Linked DNA regions of Homo sapiens: region 2 is linked to region 1. A link is a loop called in an ENCODE intact Hi-C map of the cell type or tissue named here. Cell type or tissue: PC-3. All regions are shown on one strand. Links, peaks and the distances in the headings refer to the core of each region. The heading gives the core; the rest is flanking DNA.

Region 1 (6,093 bases), core at 718-5,717:
AGCTAAATTATTGTCATTCTTTTCAGCTAATTTCTTTATTTTATTTTCCTATGACTTTTCTAATTCTCATAAGCTTGTAAATAGTTGCACATGACTAATTAAAGCCTCCCAGCTCAAAATCTATTCATCCTAGTACGTAAATGTTTTATGACCCACTTACATCTAGTGTGAACATAGGAAAAAAGTATTCCTTACAGAAGTGCTCACCATGAAAACAAAAAAGTCCCACAAGGGAATGTACTTCTTTCTTTGTTTTTCCTTTTTAAATTGTGTTTCATTTTTAAATAAATATGCTATCATTTGCCTTTTATCTTCAGCTTATCTAACTACTGTTGAATTTAGCTTTGGTTCAACACAGAAACTGGTCATAATATTCTCTTATATTTTGTTTCAGAAAAATTATTAACATTATATTATGGTTAAACAGTTTAGTTTAAAATATTAATTAATGAAGATAAGACTCATAAACACTAATTTCATTTCATGGGAGGCCCTGAAAACATTAATGGCTCTTTTGCTCATCAAACACTTTGAAGGTATCAAAAGGGAAATTTACCTTGAAAAAGTATCCTAATCCCTATAAATTTTTAATTTAAGAATCCAGAATAAACACTGATTTTTGCAACACAATTTTCTAAAGTAATGAGTGTAGAATTTATATAATTTTTAAAAGTCTAAATTGTTTAGAAGTTAAGACTTCTATTCAGGTTGGAGAATACTGCCTTGGCTGTTGTGAACCAAAATTTTGTATTGCGACTATTCATACAGTTGGGTAAGTTTATGTTGAATCAAAAAGAAATTGGGTCATACTTGATAAGGTTTTAAAATATCTTTTTTAACCAGAAGCCTAAAAACATTTAATAATTTCTGCTTGTCCCTTCTGTTGTCATCTAATTGCTTTTTATGAGAATTTCTTGGATTCTGTCTCTCTATATGGCCTTGTGCTTGCTACCTCAATGCCAGGCAAAAGAGCAGCCCCTTTGATGGATGTCAGCTGTTAAGACGCCTTAGTTCATTCTGTTTTTACCCACTCCCCCAAAACCAAAAAAAAAACTGTAACCTATTTTTCTTTTTTTTTTTTTTTTGAGATGGAGTCTCGCTTTGTCACCCAGGCTAGCGTGCAGTGGGTGATCTAGGCTCACTGTAACCTCTGCCTCCCAGGTTCAGGTGATTTTCCTGCCTCAGCCTCCTGAGTAGCTGGGATTACAGACGTGTGCCACCACGCCCAGCTAATTTTTGTATTTTTAGTAGAGACAGGGTTTCACCATGTTGGTCAGGCTGGTCTTGAACTCCTGACCTTGTGAACCACCTGCCTCGGCCTCCCAAAGTGCTGAGATTACAGGTGTGAGCCACGGCTCCCAGCTGTAAGCTATTTTTCTAAACCATTAATTTCCTAAGAGAAGCCATTGGAATGAGAGATAAAATAGGAGTTTCATTTATTATGCAAATTATAAGTAGAGAGTAACGGAGGAAGGAAAAGAAAGGCTAGCCACAGTGTCATTATTAAAATATCCTTTGTGATGATGTCTATACTACCAACAGGGCTGAGGTCTGATTTATCTCCCAGCTAGTACATTTGCATCAGTTGCCCAAGCCACCAATGAAACTTGTTTCCATTGTCTCCTATCCAGTAGGAGACAGCACATTTGTCAACCCATTGTATATTGTTTAATCCTTGCTATTTGAGTAACTGTAAACCTGGGTTAATGCTTGCTTGTAGTTTCTATTATTCCATATTGAATAATTAAATCTAAATCTCTCTATGTACCATTTGAAGACAGGGTGAAAATATTGTTTGACGGTAGGGTGTACTAAAATTAGAGTGATGTGGTTTGCTTTAGTTCCTAGACTATGAGATTCATTTGACACTAATCTAAAAAAGAGAGAACTCTACTTATACATATATAAGTGTGTGTGTGTGTATATGTGTATATATATATATAGATAGATAGATATATAAATGTGTACGTGTGTGTGTATATGTATATTTACCCCGCACATCTCTCAGGATAACTCTAGCCTCTCCCAGGATATGTACTTATTCCTCCCCAATTAAAAATAAACACAACAAAAGGAAGTAGGATAAACTTACTCCTTAGTAGGCTTACAACTAAGAGGTGGAAGGAGGCAAGGTCAGAAGAGCCTTGGGTGCTATTTTGGAAGAAAGGGAAACAGGGCCTACTTAACCACCCTTCCATGACCTGTGGTTTGAGAAACACAGCTCTGAACAGTTCCCACACAACAGCTGTTTTTCCGCATCACCATCAGACAGGAAGTGGAATGGCACATAGAATGCAATTTATAGGATCTGTTCTCTCAGAAAGTGAAACAGGATCTCCAGGCTATTAAATTCACGGTGGTGCAGGAGCTGAACTCACTTATTAAACAGAATTGTCTGCCTAGTAAAAGAAAGCTTCCATTTGTGAAAAACTAAAAAGTTTTCAGAAGTATTATGCAAATAGTTAAGCAGTCACTGGGTTTAAACAAAACTTATTTTTAAAATTTAGAGACATTTTGATCCATTTAATTCTCAGAAAAAGATAACAAACTGATCTTAAAAAACCGCACCAAAACCTATGACTGTATAAAAACCAAAGGCTCTATTCCCTCTAGGACCATGCAAGAAATGGCATCAGAAATTCCAGCCACATTTAAAATAGGAATCAAAATCTATCTACAATGCTCTGCAGACCTGGCTGTATTAACTGCATCTAATTCTGGGGCTAAGCTAATACTAAAAGGTAAAGATGAGAAAATAGGTAATGTCCATTTTAATAAACAGGTATTTTTCTATTTTGGATGTTCCATCTAACTCTGACTATTCAATTAAAGTCTTATTGTCAAAACTCTTTGCTCTGCCAGTGTGATTTGATTTTGAGTCTCTTGCAAAATCCATGTGCAATTATTTCCCTGGCATTCCGGTAGCTATCTGCTGGTTTCCCAAAAGATCCCCAGCCCAGGAGCCTGTTGACTGAAGTGATACCTCTCCCAGAGTGAGAAGCTTAGTGTCACTTGTGTTCCATGCATAATTTTTTTGATTGAAATGAAAATTTAAGCTTCCATGCTGTGCTTGGCAATCCTTGTTTAAGAAGTGTCTAAGAAGAGTATATTCAAGAATGATCAAAAGAACCATCTGTAGTCCAAACCAATAGCTCCTTTGCATTCTTGGAAGCAGTCTGAAGAATCTCCCAAGTCTGCTAGCTCTCTTCTTACTTCAGTAAATTTATGAGAAAGTAATAGCCTCAGGGTCTCTGGGTGTACAGTTTGCTTGTTTCCTTTGCCATTGTCTCCTTAGCCACTTTATGTTTCTTGAACAATTCTATGAGGATGAGTATATTCTCCAGATGGCCACTGGAGGGCACAAAAGTACAATGTTTGCCTTCAAGTTAGGCCTTTGTGGTTTTGTTCTTCATGTGAAACATAATCTATGCTTAAGATATTCAATTAGATATGACATTTTCACTTTTAGAGCACAACTAGTAAATATCTACCTTATCATCTACCTCTTGTCAGTTATATTCTGAATGAGATCAAAACCAAAAGTTATGTTTCTAACATTACTATTATAAAAATGTATATTAATATATTTTCATTCCTTTCACCTTTCATATTTTAAAGTTATCCATCCAAATTCATGATTTGAAATTTTCACAAGGAAATTGTTTCACTTTGAAACATGTATGAATGTATGAATACCACCAAAGTGTATTCAGACATCTTCCCATGGGGAAAAGAGAAAATATTGAGGTGATATTGAAAAGTACACTGACCTGAGATGCACAAAAGAAAATACTTTTATTTTCTTGTTGCTTTAACTATCTAAATGCCTGTATATCTCGCTTTATAGCATAGAATGCTTATAGCAAGTCAGCTTCAAAATATACTTTTTTTTTTTTTTTTTGAGATGGAGTTTTGCTCTTGTCGCCCAGGCTGGAGTGCAATGGCCTGATCTTGACTCACTGCAACCTCCACCTTCCAGGTTCAAGAAATTCACCTGCCTCAGCCTCCCAAGTAGCTGGGATTACAGGTGCCCACCACCATGCCCGGCTAATTTTTGTATTTTAGTAGAGATGGGGTTTCACCACATTGGCCAGGCTGGTCTCAAACTCCTGACCTCAGGTGATCTGCCTGCCTCCACCTCCCAAAGTGTAGGGATTACAGGCATGAGCCACCATGCCTGGCCCAAAATAGACTTTGTATTTAGAATAATACATCTCTCCAAAATGGCATCTTCATGCTGGCATTTTTTTTTTTTTTTGAAAAAACTTTTATCATTATTTTAACATAAAAAATCATGTGAATTATTGCAGAAACTCTTAAAATGCATATTAAAGTTACATAATAAATAACCGTGACAATATTCAAAATGACCCACAAATTATAAAACCGGCCTACTGCTTTCATAGCAGAAACTGTTCCCTCAGTGAAAGGCCTCCTGATTGGTTACCTGCTCCATATCTTCTTCCTATTGTCTCTAGATTTAACTTTCCAAAGCACATAGTCATGTTAGCTGGGCTTTCCTCATTACATTTGTATCAAGTTGGAATTCCTTTGGGGGGCATTAATGGAACTTCGCTGTGTAATCTTTATCTGGCCTCTTTCTTCACAGCCACTCCTTTCAAACTTCATGCTCTAGTCTCATAGGGCTATTAAAGAATCCTTAAATGGTTTGTTTGTGAAGCCATAGCTACTATTTCTTTAGAAAATAAAAATAATTTCCAAGAGTAATTGTACTTACTGCATGCTAGCTACTACACAAAGTGCTATACATACATACTCTCAATCTCGCTCCAAAGTCTGAGATGTGTTTATCTATGACCTCCATCTTATAGGTAAGGAAATTGAATGTTAGTGCGGTGATGATTCCTTAGATGTCACTGTATGTGTGATATCAAAGTTTGTGCATCTAAATGACACCAGCATACTGTTCTCTGTTTGCATATTTTCATGCTGCTGTGGATTTTGGGCTAAATGAGAACAGTGAGAGATGTGCACCCAAGTTATATCCTGGTGGGTAATCTGAAATCTTATTACTTTCTTTTCTTCCAAGCAGAACCCTTACTTCCTCTATGCTACTGTTGCACTTTTGGGTGTCAGCAAGTTGGATACTTATGTATTCACACTCCTTTGTAGAGTAGGGGATCCTAGAGTTTGGGGAGGGTGTATATTCATCTCAGTGTCTTAATAACCCAGGAGAATGGCTGACATATTGGATGGGATCTGTAAATGAGGACTCTCCCATTTGCCAGACTGTGAAAAAAGTAGGCTTATTCCACATCGTAAATGCTCATCAAATTTTGAAACATATACATTTTATTTTCTAAAAAGGTATTTCTTGTAGATGTATTAAATGTATGTTTGGTTTTCCTTTTAAGATTTCTAGGCAGTGTTATTTGTAAATATCAAGGATGTGTTACGTTAGTATTATTTATAAGTTATTTATAATGGAGGCACTTAACATTTACATTTACATAGAGGTAGAATACAAAGTGAATTTCAAAAGACAGCTACCTAAAGGATTTGTCTCTGCTCTGTGGTTGGTGTGTTCTTTCACAGTAGCCACTGCCTCTCTTCCAGTCTCTCCCACTGCTGAGTCAGAGTCCTGCTCCATCTCTGTAGTGACTATCCCATTCCTGGAAGCCGGATGGCTCTACTAAGCTACTTAGTTGAACCCAGCTTCCTGCTCCCAATCCCCACAAGTCCAGTGAGATAAATGGCTCTTTTTTCCCTAATGAGCAACAAAGCACATCCTATGTCCCTGTCTGAACTGGTTCCAGCTAGGATTTCATGAATGCATTGCTGCTATGTTAAAATGGACTCTTCCTTATGTTGGTCACCAAGACTTTTTCCTTGAGCTTCACTAAAAAGAAGCTAAGATTTGCATTGAGTCTGCATGTTAGGACATAGTGTCATAAATAAGGTATGACGTTTCCATGACGAGTCTTAAATAAACCCATAACAAATTTTTTACCAAACAGATTCAGGTGAGATGTTTCCTGATTTTCTTCACATTTGAACACATTTGTTGCCAACTCAGTTTGTAAAGCTATCAAAAGTCAACTGAACTTCTTTTTTTCATTTTTTCCTGTTTTG
Region 2 (6,093 bases), core at 422-5,421, 160 kb after region 1:
CAAACACTGATGCAGAGTTTTTTGTGTGAGCTATATTTTCATTTCTCTAGAATAAATATCACAAAGAGTAATTGCTGTGTCATACGGTAAATGTTTATTTAACTTTATTAGAAACTGCAAATTGTTTTCCAGAATGGCTTTACCATTTTGCATTCCCAGGAGCAGTGATTGAGAATACCAGTTGCTCTGCATCCTCACTAGCACTTGATATTGTTAATTTTTGTTTTTAGAGTTAGCCATTCTATTAAGTATGCAGTAGTATCTCAGGATTTCAATATGCACTTTTCTAATGACTAATCATTTTGAACACCTCTTCATGTGCATATTTGCCATTTGTGTATCTTGCATGCTGATGTGTTCAAGTCTTTCATTCTGTTTTTTAAAGTGGGTACTTTGGTGTTTTTTGTTGATTTTTAGGTGTTTTTTTAAATAGGATCAATAAAGGATAGGATCAATACAAACCCCTTACAAGACGTGTACTTTTCAAATAATTTTCCCTGTTAGTAATTTGTCTTTCCATTCTCTGAACAGTGTTTTTCCAGAATAAAAGTTTCTAAATTTGATAAAGCCCACTTTATCATTTTTCTTTATGGATTGTGCTGGTGGTGTCATGCCTAGGAACTCTTCCTATCTAATCGCAAGTCATACATTTCTCTTGAAAGTTTTATAGCTTTATGTTTTACTTTTAAATCTATTACCAATTTTCATTTAATTTTTATGTAAGGTATAAAGTCTAGGTCAAGGTTCCCCTGTTTTGGTCCATGGATTACCAATGGTTCCATCACCATTTGTTGAAAAGACTTTCCTTTTGCTGTCAGTTACTTTCATTTACTGATTGCTCTGTTTCTCACCTTAAGTACGTTAACTGTAGGCATGTTGTAGATACCACTTATCAGGGCAAGAACATTCTCTTATATTCTCAGTTTGCTGAGAAGTTTTATTATGAATGGATGTTATACTTGTCACACCCTTTCACTGCATCATTTGGCATGATAATGTGATTTTTTTCTTTAGACTGTTAATATGGTACAATATGTTGAATGATATGGCTTTTTCAATATTCATTTATAGTAAAATATCCAGTTCTATAATGTCCAAGACAGCCACTACTAGCAGCTATTGCAATGTGGCTACTACTACTGAGAAATTAACATTAAAGTTAAGTCAGATAATTTTACTTTAGATAGCAAGTGTGACCAATAGCTATTATATTGGGTTGTGTAGAGATATAGAACAGTTCCATTAATAAAGAAAAATGAACTGAATAATGCCGATTTTGCTAAACTCTTATTAAATTTTAATAATATATATGTCTATATAAAATCCTAAAAGAAACTAAAAACATATCATGTATAAATAATTACTGTTTCTTTATTTCCAAATATTATTTATTTTTCTTAACTTACTATAGTATTTGGGATGTCTAGTACCACATTAAACAAAATTGGTAATAATGTATATCTTTATCTTGTTCTTGATATTAAAAAAAATGTTTCTCAGAGGTTTCACCATAATGTATACATAAACATATGTATACATATGCAAATAAAATTTCCATAACGGAACACTTTTTATATTAAAAAACACTGAACATTGTGTTAAGGCAACATATTTAATTGGCATGTTTAAATACTTGTTAACTTTATGAAGCAAAGCCATGTGATTTTAAATGCCATTTGATAGACAAGAATTTTTGAATCACATTTTTTTCCAATGGTAGGATACGAGGTATGTTGAATGGAATCAGAAAAATCAAAATCTATTTGAGCTACTATTAGAACTCTGCAACTTTGCTTACCCATCCTGTTCCCTGTTCAATTTTGGTTTGATTTATTTATAAAGAGATAGTTCATTTTATGATGTGACACAACTGCAGGGACATATGCAGGAATCTTCGGTGCTTTATAGTTCACTGTTGGAGAAGCAACTCACGTTTCCAGGCAACTGGAACGGAGTGATTGAAGTGTAGAGAACTAACTGAGCTTCTACTTAAGGCAGCACCAGTATTTTAGCCATCATCACTGCAAGCATTCTGCCTCAGGTTTTAGAAAAATCAGATAGCACAGGCTTAATGGGGGAAAAACAAGTACGGCAAAGCTTATTTTATAATGCTTCTCTCTTTGTGTGAATGTGCTTAATGGAAGAATAAAAATTGTTTTACACTTAAATAAGTGGAACTGAACAAGGGGAATTTCATTTGTAGCTTGGCAGCCCCTATTGTGTCTCTCTATCTCACAGCATTTTCTAAGAAAAAGCCAGTTTGGTGGTAGCAAGAAACAGATCTTGCCCAAGGTTATCCTTTATACATTTTTTAAATGCATGGGAAAACAAGTTGACATCTGTACACCTAAAACAAAACATATGACATATAATTGTAGAAAATTCCAGTTCCACAACTTATTTGCCTGCTCAACTGAGCCTACTCTCTTATTATTCACCTCTCTTTCCTGCTCTTTGCCATTGGGACTTAAGTATGCTGACCTCACCTTCTGCTTCTTAAGACTTAATATATTCTAATTATTGTATATGGTGACATATTCTTAATGATTTTAATATGTTAGAATTAGAACTAATATAATTAATATTGTTAATATATTAGTATTAGAATGAATAAAATTAATACAATTATTATGTAATTTACATAACTAAGAATCATAGCAGCTAACTTGTGTGACCTAAAAAAGTAAGTTAGTAGAAATTTATGTCTGGTTTAAAGTAAAAGATCTTGAATGTGTCAAGAGAGTCTAATATATTAGTACTACTTCCCTCCCAGAATCCCCAGAGTGCTCTGAAATATTGCCAAGGGAATTGGTTCCTGTGGTGTAATTTCCACACTTTTTCTACTTATACTTACTATGAAACTCGTAAAAAGGCATGACTAATGCACCTGTCTTCAGCTGAAACTGGTTACAAAGCATTACTTTTAGGCAGTAAAATTTGCACTAACAGGGTGGTAACAAAAGACTGTCAGAAATCCATCTCAAAGGATAAACACATCATTGCATCATAGCGAAGAATTAGCCATGTAGTAAAGAAAAAACAAATCTAGAATGTCAGGACAAATTCCCTATGCAACTTTTCAAATAATTTACATCCATGGCGATTTTCAATTTTCCCTGATTCTTTAGTCAATCTAAACAATAAGACAATAAATGATAAGCTCTAACAATCTATCTTATAAACTACAAAATATTAAAATTTTCTTATCTTCTAACATTGGAAAATATAAGATATAATTTTAACTGTAACCGTGGTCAGACATGTCATTTCATGATATCTTTTAAGAAGTCAGCCTTGAGTTCTACTTCTATCCCAGGCATTCAGAGATCAGTCAAAAGAATAGGAATAATAAAAATATAAATATTGTTTTCTTCATTTTTGTGTGACATGCCACTGGTGTAAATACTGACATATGCATACACTTGATCCAAAAGTAGTCCAAGGAGAATTACCTAAATTGTGATTCAACAATACTTATAATCTTCCACTGCATTCTATTCACTGTAGCTCTGTAAATCTCTCTATATATGAGCTATAAGTTATAGTCAATCATTTTGTTAAATTAGAGGAAATAAATATGCTTCATTTATAAAGTGATAATTATAAAAACGGAAACTGGCCTATCAATTCCTTTCTATTCGCATTTCCTTCTCCATCTCCTTCTATACTTAGTACATGCAGAGATATGAATTCCTTGTAATGATATATAATAAAGAAACATAAGTTTAAATCATAGGTTATCATATAATGACACAAACACAAACATGATTATAGCTTTACTGTGGAAATAAATTTAAGGTATTTTAGTAATACAATAGTATAGCATTAATCTAAAAGAAATTCTATTTTCCAATTCACTCAATTTCTTAGTTTTAAGATATAAATAAATTCATATTGTTGAAAAATTAAAAGTTTTAGAAATAAAGTATGATTTTTCATTCATAACCCTTGTCTACCCCATTTTTACCCCTTCCTTTATAATTTATCACCTTTAGTAGTTTTTACTATCAATATTTCTTTATGAAAATAACTTAAAACATTAATGTATATCTATCCTTATCATCCTCAGAGTATTCAGCAACTTGCCTAAGGGCATTAAAATGACTAAATTTCGTAACAGGATTAAAATTTAGGCCATCTGATTTCAAAGCCCAGATGTTTCATTATAGCAATGTTACTGCTTCTAATGACTTGATGAATTTTGTAAGTGACCTAAGTATTTACTTTCTCTTTTTTTGGAGGCAAAGTCTTGCTCTGTTACCCAGGCTGAAGTGCAATGGCACCATCTTGGCTCACTGCAACCTCTGCCTCCTGGGCTCAAGCAATCCTCCTGTCTCAGCCTCCGAAGTAGCTGGGATGACAGGCATGCACCACCATGCCCAGCTAATTTTTTCTATTTTTTGTATAGATGAGGTTTTGGCATGTTGCCTAAGCTGGTCTTGAACTCCTGAGCTCGAGTGATCCACCTGCCTCGGCCTCCCAAAGTGCTGAGGTTACAGGCATGAGCCATCACATCCAGCCGGTATTTTTTTATTATATTATTTTAATTATGGAGATCTTTCTATTCACACAAATATATCAGTGTCATCTAATATTATGATTATTAGCAAGTAGGCTACTTACTGGTCTTCCAAGTTACATCTTTTTTTCCCTCCTGCATCATTTTTTGTAAGATCCATTCTCTAATACCTCTCTGTGTCAAAAAATGGAACAAACTCATATAGCACAAGACTCTGCATGTGTTCCTACTGGAGTTACTAACCAACCCCAGGCTCCCCTAGTGCATCACTGTCTTGTGCCACCAAAGCTTACCGTTCCTTTGCTGATGATAAAGAAGGTGTCCCCTCTTGCACCTTGCCTGATAATATATTCTCCATTTTCATAGTGGGTCTGAAAAGTAGAAACAATAAGAAAAAAAATTAAGCAAGCAGTAAGTTACCAAACAGCTCAGCCTCTTCAAATATCAACCCCCAGGGATATATTCATCCTAATGGAATTTTATCCAAGCCTGGAACCATCATGATTTAATAATGAATATTAGTCAATGTATGCAATAATGACAAAGATATCATCTCTATAATGCTCATTTTCTTTTTTTATTATTATTACACTTTAAGTTTTAGGGTACATGTGCACAATGTGCAGGTTAGTTACATATGTATGCATGTGCCATGCTGGTGTGCTATAATGCTCATTTTCAAGACTGCTTTTAATGTCATTTTTCTAGGTGATTACATCATACCTTTAAATTCATTCATTTCGATTGTTTGATGAAAATATTCTTTTCTCCCATCAACTGAGCATAAAACAAAATAGCAGAGCTCCTAATAATATAGAACTACTCATTCTATATTATTTTATTTGTCATTCTCATTGAGTTTTATATTCTCATAATTAGAGCCTTTTTCTCCTAAGAAATTGTTGCAGCATGTAAAAATCTTCCTTTGAAACCAGGTTGATTTTTATTGTGGGTTAGACGACCCTAGTTACTTTTTAAGGCACCACTTCATGCTTTAGTGTTCTTGCTTCAGCAGTTTAGATTTGGCCCTGTGAAATGGAATATCTTAATTTTATGGACTGAATTCTGGTCCAGCATCTGTGAGCTTATAAACTATCAAATGAGGAGTGAGGTAAGGCCGCAAAAGGATTATCACAGTCAGTATATCAGTATTCTGACACGGACACCACAACTAGGTCTGTTTCCAGGGTGAAGATTACTTCTGCAATGAACAAAAGTAATTTCAATAAGGAGAGGTCGGAGAAAGTATACTGCTGGGTCAAGCGGTCTAACAGAAAAATGAGAACTGTGCCATCTGGCCCTATCCTTCTCTGCAGCATAGCAGAGAAGCTATATTTTTGGGAAATAAAACATTATTTTGCACACTCCTAACAAAACAGAATTCGTGGTTTACATGCAGTATCCATTAGACTGATGGTTGTTATTTGTCCTTATGCTTCAATACAGTTTTTCTTAACACATAAAGTGCTAAGATTGCCTTAAAATTGCCTTTCATTAATACTTGACATTGAAAAGAGCCATTATTTTCTTAGAGTATCTAGAAAGTTAACATACTACCTAATTTGCTAGTTTTT

What was found. A loop is a pair of places that touch in the nucleus more often than their neighbours do. Peaks named below come from ENCODE experiments on the same cell type or tissue, not always from the same donor. Only the 100,000 strongest peaks of a DNase experiment are listed, where the experiment ranks them.
Region 2: a loop joins it to region 1, with 4 times the contacts of the local background. A loop is called at or near these places in 2 of 110 quality-filtered maps.

What each region holds. Positions count from the first base shown.
Region 1 is chr10:52,213,203-52,219,295 of GRCh38, reverse strand. The region is part of intron 9 of PRKG1 (protein kinase cGMP-dependent 1); the gene reads right to left. All of the region lies in intron 1 of LOC124902425 (a long non-coding RNA gene), which reads left to right. Among named protein-coding and RNA genes, the nearest start is that of PRKG1-AS1, 98 kb to the left of the region's middle. RefSeq lists a silencer at 5,533-5,827 and an enhancer at 5,455-5,956. In PC-3, for the core only: CTCF peaks have their summits at 3,158, 3,363 (motif pointing right) and 5,647; DNase peaks (open chromatin) are centred at 2,255, 3,345 and 5,615; H3K4me3 peaks cover 387 bases; H3K27ac peaks cover 2,002 bases.
Region 2 is chr10:52,053,281-52,059,373 of GRCh38, reverse strand. PRKG1 (protein kinase cGMP-dependent 1) reads right to left here. Exons shown (of 18, transcript NM_006258.4): 6 at 4,813-4,890. Among named protein-coding and RNA genes, the nearest start is that of PRKG1-AS1, 260 kb to the left of the region's middle. In PC-3, for the core only: no CTCF peak of the experiment used is centred there; a DNase peak (open chromatin) is centred at 2,873.